Linked DNA regions of Homo sapiens: region 1 is linked to region 2. Evidence: read pairs that join two places in POLR2A ChIA-PET (ENCODE). Cell type or tissue: IMR-90. All regions are shown on one strand. Each heading gives the region's core, and the rest is flanking DNA. Links, peaks and the distances in the headings are about the cores only. Region 1 holds the start of MIR4296 (microRNA 4296). Region 2 has its middle 31 kb from the start of ZRANB1.

What was found. Peaks named below come from ENCODE experiments on the same cell type or tissue, not always from the same donor. Only the 100,000 strongest peaks of a DNase experiment are listed, where the experiment ranks them.
Region 1: POLR2A ChIA-PET joins it to region 2 with 6 read pairs; 5 of 35 experiments call an interaction of 5 or more read pairs at or near these places.

Annotation. Positions count from the first base shown.
Region 1 is chr10:125,028,542-125,036,982 of GRCh38, reverse strand. The region is part of intron 3 of CTBP2 (C-terminal binding protein 2); the gene reads left to right. It overlaps MIR4296 (microRNA 4296), which reads left to right and starts at 4,113; the gene lies at 4,113-4,200. In IMR-90, for the core only: no CTCF peak of the experiment used is centred there; DNase peaks (open chromatin) are centred at 1,652 and 7,202; H3K4me3 peaks cover 371 bases; H3K27ac peaks cover 1,463 bases.
Region 2 is chr10:124,906,573-124,915,013 of GRCh38, reverse strand. No RefSeq gene overlaps it. Among named protein-coding and RNA genes, the nearest start is that of ZRANB1, 31 kb to the left of the region's middle. In IMR-90, for the core only: no CTCF peak of the experiment used is centred there; DNase peaks (open chromatin) are centred at 3,153 and 7,183; H3K27ac peaks cover 2,122 bases.

The DNA.
Region 1 (8,441 bases), core at 358-8,357, 120 kb before region 2:
ATCTCATTAAGTACTCACAGTTGGTCCCAAGTGCTTTGTTGGTGCTCCTCCTATGTATAAGCTGACTTAGTCCTTGTGGCACCTGTTATGGGTCAGGACAGGTGGCACCCATCTCACAGGTGCTGCCAGAGAGGCGTTGAGCAGTAGGCAGTTTGCACCCAGGAACCCGGGCAGTCTGTTTTTTTCTGTTTGGCCTTCTCTCATACCAGCTTGTTGGATTCAGCTCTTTCTTCCACCTGAAGGCCTTGAACATCTAACACACACAAACACACACACACACACACACACACACACACACACACACACACACACACCCCCTCTAGCTTTGAATTCTCACCATGTTTCTATTCTATCAACTACTTGTAGAATGTTCTGTATTGATATGCAGAGAGCCTGTCAAACTGTTTTTTTCTCCCTCCCCACTGCCTACACCTGACACAGGGACTTCTGCGTCCCTTAGGTTTGTTTTTTTTTTCTTTCTAAATGATTAAAAGCATGAAGCTGCCATGTTCTGCTGTGCTTACCCGGTCTGCTCCCAGGCTTGTAGGAACTTTGTCTTCCTGCTCTTGGTGTCTGGATACACCAGCTCCTTAAAATTCGTCCCCTCCCGCCTGCTACACAATGCCAACATCAAGCCCTGGTCGTGGGTCCCTAGGCTGGAATCAGGCAGGCCTCTCCAGGGTCCCACTCCAGGTACTCCGCTGGAATCTGAGCATCACCCCTGCACAGATACTTGTACAACCTTTCCCTGTTTTCTAAGGCCTGTCCAGCCCCTTCCTCTTTGAAACTTTTCAAAGCAAGAAAAAGTGGCATGGAGCTTGATCCTTCTGTGTGCCCAGAATCTGCCGTGGGGATTCACTCCGCCAGGCTGTGTCTCTACTCGGAGAGCAGGACACAGACAGTCTTTGGGACTCCAGCCAAATGAGCTGGAATAATGGTCTTTCTAGCCAATGTAAAAGCCACATTTTAATTTTTTTAATGTAACTCTTTGAGTTTGCTATTTATAATTGTTCCTTTTTTTTCTGATGCCTGCTATCAAGCAATCCTATAATACCATGTAAGAATTATTACGAAGGAGCCCTCTCGTAACACAGGCTGATCAGAACAAGATTGTGGTCTCCTCATTCTCAAGTATAATGGAGATCTTCCTATCTGTTTAGTCTGCTGACATAATTGACATTGTGAACTGCACCAGCTGGAGGGTTTTAGTACCTACTTTATCGCATTATGCCAGAGCTCCTTTGGTTTGCCCCAAACATCTATTGGTTGGAAATGAGGGCTAGCTAACAATCACTCAGCATTGCAAAGGGAACCCAGAAGAGCATCTTGCAGAGCCCTGGGTTTGTAGAACTTAATAAACCACAATGGCTGTTGTTGGTGGTAACTTTTTGTTAGAGCTGCTTCTTGTGGATTATGATAGAATCAGTCTGTAAACACTGCTCCCCTTTCCTGCGGCTGTTGCGATTGCAACTTGAAAAAAGTATGTGTTTCGTTTTACTGCGTTTTGTTCGAATGTGTTAGAGACGTGGAAAATGGTCCCCCGAGGATGGTATCAGCTGAGTTGTGAGTAGTCCCCTTGTAACATGACTCAGGGAGGGTGCTTCTCCATTTCCTCTGCAAAAATAAAAGGGACCTCCTCTTAAATAAACAAGCTCATGAAACATTCCGCACCTCTGGAATGTTCTCACGACCACAGAGGATAAAAGGAATGAGAACGTTGAGCTGGTTGGGTGGATATGAGGAAAAAGGAGACAAGCTGGTTTCTGTGAAACACATAGATAGTTAGAAAGTCTGGGAATCTCATTCTGCATCACCTTTGTCGCAGGAGGATGAGAAGTCTGAGAAGATGCTGCCGGGGATGAGGTGGAAGGGAGTTTCCCCAGTGGGTCTCTTCTGTGTCGCGGGCTCTTCTGCTCTTCTCAGTGGGTTGAACTTGCCATGGTGGAAGCACATGTCAGTGGGATGTACCCCCAAGAAAGGTCATCCATACGTATAAGGAACAAAGACAGGCGCCTCCAGGGTCAGCAAGGTTACCCAAGTGGTCTAGAAGTCCCTCTGGCTCTTTCCTTCTTCCAGCAGCCTCCTTGCCTGGCAAACACCCATCAGAGCCTCCAGGATGAGAGAGTGACTTTCTCTTTCCCCGAGGAAAGAACATAATCCACAGAGTGTTGACAAATGGTTTTGTTTGGTATTTAAGATTTATTTGTTTTTGTTCTGAGTAGCTGTTTTCTTTTCACCTATCTTTGTACAGATGCATTATAAAATCAGGACTTGTTTTGTTTTTGTTTGTTTTTTTAAAGCACTTTGAGCGCTTCGTAAAGAAACAGAGTTGAAGCCTGCCTATAGGTAGTCCACAAACAGTTCTAATAAATAACTTTAAATAGCCCCAAAATGTGGATTTTAAAAATGGGATTCATAATGTTGCTATACATTATAATTATATGTTGGGATCAGGCAATTATGCACATTTCCAGCAATTATGTGATTAGCTGTAATTACATTAGCTATGTAAATATACAATAGTCAACTAGACATGCCTTAAAACCCCAAAGCACAAATGAACATACCCAAACAATCTTATGCAAAGGTAAAGGTTCAGGAAACAGCCAAGGCAAAGCTTCACAGACAAAAGTGCGGTTCTTTGCAAGGGGTAAAGTTTCATGTTTTGCCTTATCTGTCCCCGGCTTTAAGAGAAACTCAGAGTGGGGGACCCCTCCCCAGGGAACCCCTCACCCCACCTGTTCCTCCACCGACTCTGGGGATGGGGTTCATAGACTGCCCTCCCGTTCTGCAGCTGTGAATCAGGTTCGGTGTTTTATTTCTCTGTTGTTACTCATTTCTCAAGCACAAACATAAGCGTCTCTTTGCACCGGTCAGTTTGGTGATGGGCGGATGTCTTCATACTCACCACTTTTTTCTAATAGCAACATGTTAAGGCCACTTTGCTTTTATTTGGGGGGCCAGGGATGTGTAGTGCAACTGGAGTCTGTGGCTGGGGTTTGGGGGTTCATCACCGTCTTCTAGTTTGGTTCTGCAGCTGCGGTTTTCAGCTCCTGCCCCTACCACAGTGAATCGCGCTGTTTCCCACCGCCTGGTTGGTGGTGCCCTGTCTCCATCGATGATTGAGTTGAAACCTCCCACAGTGTGGCCCGGAGCCCCTGGGCCCAGCTGCCCAGGGCTTTACTCTCAGTGCCTGTCCTCTTGGTCCCGGCACCTTTGGGAAAAGAGCATCTCTAGTTTCAGGCCAAGTCAGTGCCTTGAGGGGAGCAGTGCTTGGGGTGGGCAGGGGGAAGGAGTGCCGCGGGGGGAACAGTGCATCCGTAGTCTCCGTGTTTGGAGGAGGCCCCAGGGTAGCCAGACAGCAGCAGACAGCAGCCCGCACGAATGCGGAGAACCTTCTGCGCGCTTCACACAGCTCAACCTAATTGACAGGTATTTGGGGTGACTGTGAACCAGAACCCCAAGATACATTTTGCTGCCGGCTTCTTGCCCTCTCTCCTTTTCCAGAACGTACAGTGTTAAAGCTGTGAAATGAGACTCCTCTCTGATTGGTTTCTACCACTTGGCTCGCTTGCTACTAAAGCTCAGGCACCTTGGCGTGCGCGCTCGAGGGCGTTCCTCTGTCTCTGTCTCATCTCCATCTACAGAGTGACCTCACGTGCCTTTCTCAGCCCTTCCACATCCAGCAGGAGCCTGGCTGAGCACCCCAGCTGGGCTGTGAAGATGCCGAGAGGGGAGAGCATTCTGGGTGTCCAGCGCTGGGGCACAGTGGGATCCCACACTCCCTGTCCCTCCAGCCTGTTTCTCATCACCTGAGGGTTTTGTTTTCCGTGTTCCGGTTGAAGAGATGTCTGTGCCAGGAGGGTTCCTCCCTTCCCATTTGCAACCTGGGATGGGTGACGCAGATTTATCCGAGACTTGGGAGTGAGGCTGAGAGTCAGTTCTTTCGTATCCTAAGAAAGGCTGACCGTCCCATCAAGGCCCGTGTGCTGAAACTGTCCGTGTGCAGGCTCAGGTGGAGCAGGTCTCTGTCAGGCAGCCATTTGTATTTGGGCGGTGGGTGCTTTGCCTAGCTTAGTGCCTACCATGCCCAGGCTTGCAAATGGGGCTGTTTGGGCTTTGATGTGGGCTCAGGCTCAGAGGGCTGAAGTGGTTGTGGGGAGGGGCTTCTGGGGACTGTGTCCATGTCTCTGTCGTTTTTCCCCATCACACCGTACACTCCCTTGAGGCCAGCCGTCCATCACCATTGAGTCATAGTCGACAGTTTGATTTACAGCCCGGGTGTCAAACAAAATGAAAAGCACGTGATGAATGGAGGGAGCACGTGCTGTGGAGGGAGGGGTGCGCTCCGCTCCGCAGGTCAGGGGCTAAGCGGCCATGCCTTGGCCTGTCTCTACAGGCACATGCATGCCCTGGACTATTTTTGGGGTGCCTTTCTCATCTTGAGGAGTGGCAGGTTTTTTGGACTAAGGACAAAGTGACAGAATTGGACTGAGAAAGGTTCATGGGGGAGGGCTCGCTGAGCCAGCCCTGATTAGGAGCATTGCTCACAAAACCAGAGGAAGGACGGCATCCTGGGACCTTCTGATCGCAGGACAGCCGAGGAGACCTCAAACAGTGGAGTGTGATGGGGCGGGTCACCATGGAGGTGAGGTGGAGACTTTGGGAATCTGCAGGAAAAGCTGCTAAAGAGCAGAAGGGGTGGTGTTCATTGAGCACCTACTGTGCGGAGCGTCTTGTGCCGGGTGCTGTCCAGAGCTGAGCACAGCCTCTTGAGGTTGAGTGTGTTCCATTGCTAGAAATGGGAATCCTGACATGGTCCAAGGTGAGGCCTGTCCTGCATCCCAGCTGGGGTCCCGTTGCACACTTTGGCTCCACCAACACTTTCAAAATGGGCAGTGCAAGAGAATGGGCTTGTTTTTTTTTTTCTTTTGAAACCCCATAATGAGTGGTCTAATTTTCATAATGCAGTTCCCAGGAAGCTTTACAATATAGTTAAGAAATTGAGTCAGAAGCAATGTGCAGGCCTTTGTTTTCACTTACCATGGCTAAATACTGAGAGACATGAGGACTGGGGCTTCTTAGGATGCAGCTAATCTGAAAAAGGCTGGGTTGGTTCAGACACTCGACGTCACTCTCCTGACTTCCTTTGGCGCGTTGCGTGGGTGCCCAAGCCTCCGCGCTCCAGGCCCAGAAATTGGTGAGAGCACTCAGTGTGCAAGCAAGGGTGCACGGTGCACTCAGCCCCTTTGATACCTGAAACGATGTCTGGGCAGTTTTGCTAATTGTTGCTGTGTGCTTGCGTGATTTAGACGAAGGCTGCTTTAAAACCCAGCCAGACTTTGTGTTTGCTATGTAACCAGTGCATTTGGTGTGGCCTCCCACCCTTTGCGTTAGATTAGCCAACTTGGCTACTTTGGGTTGAGGACGTTCGGGGGCAGGGGGTAGGGGGTTGATGAGAGGAAAGACTTTTTTTTTTTTTTTTTTTTTTTTTGAAATGGAGTCTTGCTCTGTTGCCCAGGCTGGAATGCAATGGTTCTGTCTCGGCTCACTGCAACCTGCACCTCCCGGGTTCACGCCATTCTCCTGCCTCAGCCTCCCGAGTAGCTGGGATTACAGGCACCCGCCACCACGCCCGGCTAATTTTTGTATTTTTAGTAGAGACAGGGTTTCGCCATGTTGGCCAGGATGGTCTCCATCTCCTGACATCAGGTGATCCGCCCCACTCAGTCTCCCAAAGTGCTGGGATTACAGGCATGAGCCACGGCACCCGGCCCAAGAAAACTTTTTTAATGGCACAAATTCCACAACACTTAACTTGACAGAAGCAGACAAAAATCCAGCACAGGCTGTCCACATTTAAAAGCAGGAAATGGGTATGCCATAGGCCGATTTTTCTGCCCTGTGTCTGCCAGAAAACCGTGTTACCCGCTAACTTCTGCAGCCTCCCTAGGGAAGCGCTCGCTGTGGGAGACGTAGAGGGCACTGTGGTGGCTCCGTCCTGGGATGCAGCAGGCGCTGAAGAGCCTCCTGAGATGTTATTTCCGCTATCACCTTCAGAGCTGCCCTGGCCCTTTGTGTTGGTGGAGGCAGGATCAGGGAATGGAAGCCCAGGCAGGTGCAGGACCCCCCTGGGGAAGCTGTTCCTTAAGTTCCTTCAGTTGGGAACTTAAGTTGCCTCCTGAGAATGAGCTATTCCCTGAGAAGGCCTTGAGACAAACCTGGCAGCCCACCAAGTGGGCGGGTGACAACACAGTTAAGAGGGACACACCATTGAGCCAAATGGCCCTCATGTTACTGCAACCTTCAGACTCACTGATCCCACCTGTTCTTCTTTTTCTATAAAAGTGAGAATTAGACCCCAGAGTCATGTTTTCTCTCTCATTTCAAGCAGTTTCCTGCATGATTATTCCAATGGGAACATGAAATGCTTGTTGGCAGTTTGTCCAAAGACTGCTCCGTCGGAGGGTACCCACTGATCATCCCCATCCTGGCCTCTCTTCCCAGCTCTTCTGGAACTGTCTGGATCCATCTCTGGAATTGTCTGGATCTCTGTAGGTCTCTGTTGTTAATTGACACCTTGTGTCGCACAGGGACTTCAGAATTGGCTTTGGGTGGACATCGCCTCTCTCCCCGACACAGCTATGTTACACAATCATCTTATTTTTACTTGACATAATTTCTATAGTGAGGGTTTTGGCAGAATTAAAAAATTAAGCCCGTGAGATGTATTACTCTAATGGGTCCCATCTCACTTTTAGTCAACATGAGAATTTTTAAGAAAAGCAGTCCTTTCTAAAAGACTGGAGTGTGGTGTGTGTGTGTGTGTGTGTGTGGTGTTTGTGTAACCAGAGTGTTTGGAAAAGTGAGTCCAGTTACAGGTGTTTTTACCTAGCGCAGGAAAACATCTGTCATAATATTTGTCAAATCTCAGAGCCAAGGCTGTGCGAGTTTGGGTGGTTTCCAAGCAGAACAGGTTGAAAGTTGATAGAAATGGAAGCTGGGCCTCCTGGTTCAATGGGAGGCTGATGCTGCCCCAAAGCGCATCTGCCCACATCTGCCCTGCTCCTGCGATCACCCCTTGGACACCAGCTCAGTAACCTCTCTGAAGAATCATTACTGGTTTCTTAGGCGCTACCGGGTAAACATTCTTCTATAGAGCCCTGTTTACATTTGAGAACTTGCTGAGCTGAAAACCAGATAGCAAAGAAGCTGGTGAGTCAACAGAGCTACCTCACCCTGCTACAAAAAAGACTTGGCATGGGGGATTTTCCCGGAATGCTCCAAGTTTATCCACCCATCTTTGAGGGGTGTGCATGCACCATGAGTGGGGTAGCATAGTACTAACACCACATAAGGTCATGTTGTTCATTACAACAAGGGGAGGAAAGAAATTGGCAAGGTGGCTTAATCCTGAGGCGCTGGCCAGGCGCAGTGGCTCATGCCTGTAATCCCAGCACCTTGGGAGGCTGAGGTGGGTGGATCACCTGAGGTCAGGAGTTTGAGACCAGTCTGGCCAACATGGTGAAGTAGATAGAGTAGAGACATGGTAGGCTCTACTAAAAATATAAAAATTAGCTGGGTGTGGTGGTGCACACCTGTAATCCCAGCTACTTGTGAGGCTGAGGCAGGAGAATTGCTTGAACCCAGGAGGCGGAGACTGCAGTGAGCCGAGATCGCGCCATTGCACTCCAGCCTGAGAAACGAGCAAAACTCGGTCTCAAAAAAAAAAAAAAACTGTGTCTCAAAAAAAAAAAATTTAAAGACTGGTATTTCTCTTTAGAAGATTCTAGTAGAGTGCTAGATTGAGAGAGATGTGAGTGAGGAACAGCACTCGGGTTTAATGCTTGCAGGTATGCATGTTGTCTCATTTTAAAGTGCTTTCAATGTATACAGCCTTTGTAGCTTCCTAATCACCGGCTTTTATTTTTGCTATGAATTCTTTGTCATGGGAATCCTGCAGTTGCAGGGCAGGAACCTACCGTGTTAGTCTGGGATGTTGCTTCTCTGGTACTGTTCCATATGTTTAAGGAAATGTCTTAATACTTCGGGGCACTCCTTTATCTAAATAACTGCTGTTCTTTGCATTATTGCGCCTGAAGTCCTTTGTGGACTCTGAAAGCTTAATCCATGTGAATATGGAAAAGCATCTGCAGGATCTAAGCCTGCTGGAATTAGGCTTTTCATCCTGACATACCTAAAGGAAGATGAGATATTCAGATGCAGCCGCTTCCCAGTTCTGCTTTGCAGTGTAAGGTTTAGTCACCCATCCTCCTGTTCCTGTGACCTCTGTTGCAGTCACTTTAAATCCCAGATTACACACGCCCTTCCCTGGCACTCCCCGGCCCCCCGGCAGCATGAGCCCATCTGTGTTTCACAGTAATAAGGTAAAGAATGCATTTGGGCTTGAGCTCGGAAACCTGTTTGATTCACAACCAAAG
Region 2 (8,441 bases), core at 138-8,137:
TAAGACAGAAATAACCGTAATTATGGCCAGGCACGGTGGCTCACCCTTGTAATCCCAGCAGTTTGGAAGGCCGAGGTGGGTGGATCACCTGAAGTCAGGAGTTTGAGACCAGCCTGACCAACATGGTGAAACCCCATCTCTACTAAATACAAAAAATTAGCCGGTCGTCGTGGTGCATGCCTGTAGTCCCAACTAGTTGGGAGACTGAGGCAGGAGAACCTCTTGAACTCCGGAGGCGGAGGTTGCAGTGAGCTGAGATTGTGTCATTGCACTCCAGCCTGAGCAACAAGAGCAAAACTCCGTCTCAAAAAAAAAAAAAAAAGAAAGAAAGAAAGACCTGTAATTATAGGTCGGGCACGGTGGCTCACGCCTATTATCCCAACAGTTTGGGAGGCCGAGGCAGGCAGATCACCTGAGGTCGTCGGGAGTTTGAGACCAGCCTGGCCGACATGGTGAAACCTTGTCTCTACTAAAAATACAAAAATTAGCCGGACATGGTGGCACGTGCCTTTAACCCCAGCTACGTGGGAGGCTGAGGCACGAGAATCATTTGAACCCAGGAGGCAGAGGTTGCAGTGAGCCGAGACCGTGTCATTGCACTCCAGCCTAGGCAACAGAGTGAGACTCTGTCTAAAAAAACAAACAAACAAACAAATAAAAAAATAGAAAGAGAGAGAGAGAGACAGATGTCCTATCGAAACAATCCCTAAGAGGGGGGCCTGGGCATGGATATGTTTTGTTTGATTTATTTTTTATTTTTATTTATTTATTTTTTTTTTTTTTTTTGAGACAGAGTCTCACTCCGTCACCCAGGCTGGAGTGCAGTAGCACGAACCTGGCTCACTGCAAGCTCTACCTCCCGGGTTCACGCCATTCTCCTGCCTCAGCCTCCTGAGTAGCTGGGACTACAGGCGCCCGCCACCATGCCCGGCTAATTTTTTTTTGTATTTTTTAGTAGAGACGGGGTTTCACCATATTAGCCAGGATGGTCTTGATCTCCTGACCTCATGATCCACCTGCCTTGGCCTCCCAAAGTGCTGGGATTACAGGCATGAGCCACCGCGCCCGGCCTGTGGATGTGTTTTAAACCCACTCCCCAGGTACCTGAAACGTGCAGCCAGTATTGAGAACTACCGACAAAACAGTCCTCAAACCCCAAAAGATTGCAGATATGGAAATTAATGCCTAAAGATGTTAAGTGACTTAACAAGAGCTAGACCAATTAACTCTGCAATTCGAACAGGAACACATAACTCTTTATTTCTTTTATTTTTTTATTTTTGTGAAAACAAGATCTCACTCTGTTACCCAGGCTGGAGTGCAGTGGTGCAATCATAGCACACTGCAGCCTCAAACTCCTGGGCTCAAGTGATCCTCCCACCTTGGCTTTCCCAGTAGCTAGGACTACAGGCATGCACCACCATACCTGGCTAATTTTTAAATTTTTAGTAGAGACAAAGTCTTTGTTGCCCAGGCTTATCTTGAACTGCTGGATTCAAACGATCCTCCTGCCTCTGCCTCCCAAAATGCTAGGATTACAGGCACATACCACCATGCCCAGCAGAACACAGAACTCTTGATTCCATGGTCAAATGTTCCACTATATTTGAATTAAAAAGATATCATCAATAAATACAGCAGAGGGCATTGTCACAGTTACAGAACGGTGGCTGTTTGGCACACCTACCGAATTGACATTCTACTTATGTTTATCTGGACTCTGAGAAATATTTCATTTGGAAAAAGTATCCACTGTCTTTTTGGGGTTTTTAATTTCCTTTTCTTAGAAACCTTATATTAGGCTGGGTGCAGTGGCTCATGCCTCTAATCCTAGTACTTTGGGAGGCCAAGGCAGGAGAATTGCTTGAGCCTGCGAGGTCCAGGCTGCAGTGAGCCATGATGGCACTACTGCACTACACCCTGGACAACAGAGCAGGACCCTATCTCAAAAAAAAAAAAAACCTTTGTAGTAAAGGGTAGAGACAGTATAGTTTTGTTGATAGTTTGTTCTGGCTTTCATTTCAGTTTTTCCCAAACTAACTGTAGAGTTCATAAATCCATATTGCATTTTTGTGAAAGTTTTGCATGCAAAATTGTGGATCTGTAGTTCCATTAACAGTAGAAAGCCATAAAGAGGTTTTGAGCAGGAAGGTGCCAGTATTGGAGCTGCCCACCTTTACCTGGAATGTCTGTGAGACAAATGAGGGCAGAAGTAGAAACAGGGGCAGAGAAGAGACAAGGACCTAAAACCAAAGTAGCTGTGGGAATGGAAAGGAGGGCCAAGAGTGAAATGGGAGACAGTGCAATGTTCAGAATTTGCCAGTGACTAACTCTGAGGCAGAAGAAAGAATCAAAAGTCAGAGAGTGGGCCAGGAGCAGTGGCTCATGCCTGTAATTCTAGCACTTGGGAAGGCCAAGGTGGAAGATCGCTTGAGGCCAGGAATTCAAGACCAAACTGGGCAACATAATGAGACCCCATTGCTACAAAAAATAATTTTTAACCTGCCAGGCTCAGTGGCTCACACCTGTTGTCCTGGCTACTCAGGAGACTGAGGAGGGAGAATTGCTTGAGCCCAGGAGTTCAAGGCTGCAGTGAGCTATAATCATGCCACTGCACTCCAGCTTGGGCAAGAGAGCAAGATCCTGTCACCAAAAAAAAAAAAAAAAAAAAAGTCCGTGAACTCTGAGTGACGGCAGTATGTGCAACAGTGGGACACGCAAGAGAGGAACTGGGTCAGAGGAGATGTGGACCCTTGAATCAGGAGATCCTGGACTCAGGAGGAAGGGAATGGCTGGTGGGGGAAATGCTGGTCTGAAATGTGTAGGGCAATCCTGGAGATCAACATCAGGGAGCTCTCTATGTAGAATTTAGTATGGAAGCCACAGGAGTGGGGAAGAAAGAACTACCGAAGGAAAAAAAAAGAGGAGTGGTCAGAAAGGTAGGAGATGAAGCTGGTAGTACGGTGTTCTGGAAGCCGAGGGTACAGTGAGCCTGAAGCACATGGTAATAAAAATTGTCAGATGCTACAGATTTCGAGCATTAGAACGGAGGAAAGGCCACTGGATCTGACAAACAAGAGACTCAGTGACCTTCTAGAGAACAGTTCTCAGTAGGATGGTAGGGAGAGAAGCCAAGTTTCAAAAGCTGAAGCCATGTGATTATAAACCACAAGTCCAAGACGTCTGGCAGTGAAAGGAAAGCAGGAGATATAAGACTAGATTAGGGCAGTAACAAAAATAAGGGAAAGGTTTTGTTTTCTTTTAGGTATTTATTTTAAAGAATGGGCATCTCTGAGCACTTTTATAAATGGAGGAGAGATGTAGAGGGGGTAAAAGGACTGAAATCCAGAAGGGAGGTAAAATTCAGAGCACAGTGATTTGTGTTGGCAAGCAAGAAAGCCCTATCTTCCTCAGAAACGAGGAGAGGAAGCTGTGAAAAACAGCTCTAGGGAGGTTTTGGTGGGTGAGACAGAGGTGATGGAGTGGAGTTCAAACCCTTTCTCCTCCTTGGTGAATCAAGCACAGAGTCTCCTGCTGAGGGTTGCTCTGGAAACTGGAGGAGATTCGGGACAATAGTTAGAGGGAAGCAAATCAAGAAGAATGAAAAAAGAAGAGCGACAAGAAACTGCTTTCTCCAAAAAGTCTTGGCAGTCCATAATCAGGCCTAGGACGGAAAGATCAGGCTGAGGCTGTGGAGCCCCCCGCAGAGGTGGACATATGCAGCTAAGGGAAATCGAAGGCGCTCTGCTAAAGGAAATGGTAACGGATCCAGCTTACTCAGGGTCTTTGAGGGATCTGTGCTTTTAAGTAGAAAGTGTTATAAAATGGGTGTTCCCCTCAAAAGAAATGTTAGAAATGTTCAGTTGTTACAAGAACATGTTCTCAGACGCGTTGCAGAAAATGTCATTTGTATAAACTGCAACGTATCTTCCATTCTCTGTGTATGATCAACATGATTCCCAAGTGGAAAAAACATCTTAACAGTAGAAAATGCAATGTAACAGGCTAGGTGCGGTGGCTCACTCCTGTAATCCCAGCATTTTGGGAGGCCCGGGTAGGTGGATCACCTGAGGTTAGGAGTTCGAGACCAGCCTGGTCTACATGGCAAAACCCCATGTCTACTAAAAATACAAAAAATTAGCCAGTCGTGGTGGTGGGTGCCTGTAATCCCAGCTACTCGGGTGACCGAGGCAAGAGAATTGCTTGAACCCGGGAGGCAGACGTTGCAGTGAGCCAAGATCACGCCATTGCACTCCAGCCTGGGCGACAGAGCAAGACTCTGTCTCAAAAAAAAAAAAAAAGGAAGAAAGAAAGGGAGGGAGGGAGGGAGGAAGGAAGGAAGGAAAGAAAGGAAATAAACGTATTTAATAATGTTGCCTAATCTGTATGCATGCAGTACAGGACACAGTTTTGTGGAACATAGTACCATCCTGTGACCTTCCTCTATGTCCACCACAAATCTGCCTGAAAAAAAAAATCTCTCCTGAGAGGACCAGATATGCTTGTGAAGCATCAGAGAAAATACAGCTTGTTTGACATTTCAAAATCCTGGTCTGTGCTAGGACTGGTCTCATCTTGATGGGTATAAATTTGTGCTTATAGGAACACAGTCACTCTATATCCAGACTAAGAAATTTTTGTAGATTTTTCAACTAAGTATCCCTGTAAGCTAGACTTACGGAATTAGGAAAAAAAAATGTTGAAGTTGTATTGAGTCTCTTTTTTTTTTTTTTTTTTTTTTTTTGAGACAGGGTCTCACTCTGTCGTCAAGGCTGTAGTGCAGTGTTGTGATCATAGCTCACCGCAGCCTCAACCTCCCAGGCTCAGCCTCCTGGGTAGCTGGGACTATAGACACGCACCACCACACCTGGCCAATTTTTTTATTTTTTATAGAGTCAGGGTTTCGCCATGTTATCCAGGCTGGTCTCAAACTCCTGGGCTCAAGTGATCCTCCAGTCTCCCAAAGTGTTGGGATTATAGGCGTGAGCCACTAAACCCAGCCAGTACTATGTCTTTTTTTTTTTTTTTTTTTTTTTGAGACGGAGTTTCGCTCTTGTTGCCCAGGCTGGAGTGCAATGGCACAATCTCGGCTCACTGCAACCTCCGCCTCCCGGGTTCAAGCGATTCTCCTCCCTCAGCCTCCCGAGTAGCTGGGATCACAGGCTGGTATTACAGGTGTGAGCCACCGCGCCTGGCTGTTGTATCTTTTTAAGAAGTTTGGAAACATCAAGTATCTGAAACAACTTCGCTTGTGATCTTATCTGGGGAAGTTTTGTAAGAGGCAAAGCTGTGAGCAGAGAGAGCATGAACTTTGGAGTCAAACAGCCCTGAGTTGAAATCCTGCTGTCCTCTCTGAGTGCCAGTGTCCTCAGTGTCCTCATCTGAAAAATTCTGGGTGATATTTCCCTGGCAGTTACTGAGGGTCCAAAGAGACAAGAGCTGAAAGGCCTGGCAATACTCTTAAGTGTTTGATAAATGTTGGTTTCCTCGCTCTGCATTTCATTTAATCCAGGTAACATTTACTGAGGAATGACCCCATATCAGGTACTGTGCTGAGAACAGCAATTCAGAGACAGGTAAGGCTGTATCTACAACAGGGGCCAACAGTCCAGTGGAGGACAATCCCTAACTTAGGGTCTCCATGCCCTGGAGGGGCCCATGAACTTGGATGGAAAGAAAATACATCTTTATTTCTTCTAACTTTTAACTGAAATGCAGTATTTATAACAATTGTCAGTGTAGTCAACATACTATGGTAGTATTAATACATCTATGGCCCTGACACCAGTAGAAATCATAGATTTTTTTAGATCATATTACATTATTGAGTAGGTTACTAAAGAAGTACTTCAGGCCAGGCATGGTGGTTCACGCCTGTAATCCCAGTACTTTGGGAGGCTGAGACAGGAGGATCACTTGAGGTCAGGAGTTCAAGACCAGCCTGGCCAGCATGGTGAAACCCCATCTCTACTGAAAATACAAAAATTAGCCGGGTGTGCTGGCGCATGCCTGTGATCTCAGCTACTCAGAAGGCTGAGGCAAGAGAATCGTTTGAATCCAGGAGGTGGAGGTTGCAGTGAGTCAAGATCACGCCACTGCACTCTGGCCTGGGCAACAGAGCGAGACTCCGTCTCAGAAAAAAAAAGTACTTCAATTGGACTGAGCGTGGTCACTCACGCCTGTACTCCTAGCACTTTGGAAGGCAGAGGCAGGTGGATCACATGAGGTCAGGAATTCGAGACCAGCCTGGCCAACATGGTGAAACCCAGTCTCTACTAAAAAGTCAAAAAAAATTAGCTGGATGTAGTGGTGTGCACCTGTAGTCCTAGCTACATGGGAGGCTGAGGCAGGAGAATCACTTGAACCTGGGAGGTGGAGGCTGCAGTGAGCTGAGATCACGCCACTGCACTCCAGCCTGGGCGACAGAGTGAGACTTTGTCTCAAAAAAAAAAAATGTCTGGGTACAGTGGCTCATGCCTGTAATCCCAGCACTTTGGGAGGCCTAGGCGGGCAGATCACCTGAGGTCGGGAGCTCAAGACCAGCCTGGCCAACATGGTGAAACCCCGTCTCTACTAAAAATACAAAAATTAGCCGGGTGTGGTGGTGCATGCCTGTGATCTCAGCTACTTGGGAGGCTGAGGCAGGAGAATTGTTTGAACCCGGAAGGTGGAGGTTGCAGTGAGTCGAGATCACACCACTGTACTCCAGCCTGGGCAACAGAGCAAGATTCCGTCTCAAAAAAAAGAAAAAAAAAAGTGAGTAAGAAGTACTTCAATTAATATTACAGATTTTTAAAAACATTTTAATAACTATATTTCAATTTAATTGGCTTCCTTGTAATCTCATTTCTGTCATGCATTTAAAAATTATTCTGAACTGGCTGTGACAGAGAAAAGGTGAAGAAACCCTAGTCAAGTTAGTGGAAAATTGAATTTTATGAATGTTTCAGGACAGAGAGGCAAATTCCATATCAAATAATCAAATGAGTAATGTCCCAGCATAGGACACAGAGGAGACAAGCCATGCAGTTCCCTTGGAAAACAGAGATGGGCAGTGACTGTGTTTTGCAGGTGAATATGATTTGCCGAGCAAGGAGGAAGGAGAAAGGCAGACTGGAGACAGTGGGAAAAATGAGTGACTCACTGAGGGGCAAGACATGTCTCAATGAGAACACCTGGAAAGCTGAGAAGCAGGGTTGACATCTGGTCAACCTCAAATATGCTCTAAGTCTAACCCATGTGAACCACCTCAGAGTGGATATTGACCCAGTTTATAGTTTGTATAAGCAAATATCTTCCCATTTCAATGCTGACAGCCGTGTGCAGTGGCTCACACCTGTAATCCCAGCACTTTGGGAGGCCGAGGCAGAATGTTTACTTGAGGCCAGGAGTTCGAGACCAGCTTGGCCAACATGGTGAAACCCCTTCTCTACTAAAAATACAAAAAGTAGCTGGGCATGGTGGCAGGCGCCTGTAATCCCAGCTGCTCTGGAGGCTGAGTCATGAGAATCACTTGAACCTGGGAGGCAGAGGTTGCAGGGAACTGGGATCATGTCACTGCACTCCAGCCTGGGCGACAGAGCAAGACTCTGTCTCAAAAATAAATATATACACACACACACACACACACACACACATATATATATGTATGCTTACAAGGTTACACGTCCACCATCCCAAACACACACACACATACACACCACACACACATATATACACACACACACCACACATACCCACACACACATATATATACACATACATATACATTACACACCCACACTTATACACACACATACCATACACACAGCCTTTTTTTTTTTTTTTTTTTTTTGAGACGGAGTCTCACTCTGTTACCCAGGCTGGAGTGCAATGGTGCAATCTTGGCTCACTGCAACCTCCGCCTCCCAGGTTCAAGCGATTCTCCTGCCTCAGCCTCCTGAGTAGCTGGGATTACAGGCACACGCCACCACGCCTGGCTAATTTTTGTATTTTTAGCAGAGACAGGGTTTCACCATATTGGCCAGGCTGGCCTCAAACTATTGACCTTGGGATCCGGCCACCTCTGCCTCCCAAAGTGCTGGGATTACAGGCGTAAGCCACCGTGCCCGGCTGGCACAGTCTTATACAAGACAAAATGTACTAATCTAGAACCTAAATCTTCATTACATGTTTAATTATACAATACTCGTGGAATTAAAAATATGCTGCCTTTTTGCCAAACACTAAAGTGATGTTAACGAAAAGTAATTCCAAAGTAGTGAAGTTAGGAATGCCACAATATTTTTCATTCCTTTCTTTCCAGTCATTTCGGAGACCACAAAGTTTAAAAATATTTCAAAATATTCGAAAGTATCCATGACGTCATTTGAGTAGTTCTTAAATTCACCAAAGTGATTCATGCAAATGACTTATTTGCTTCAAAAACTATCTACAAATTC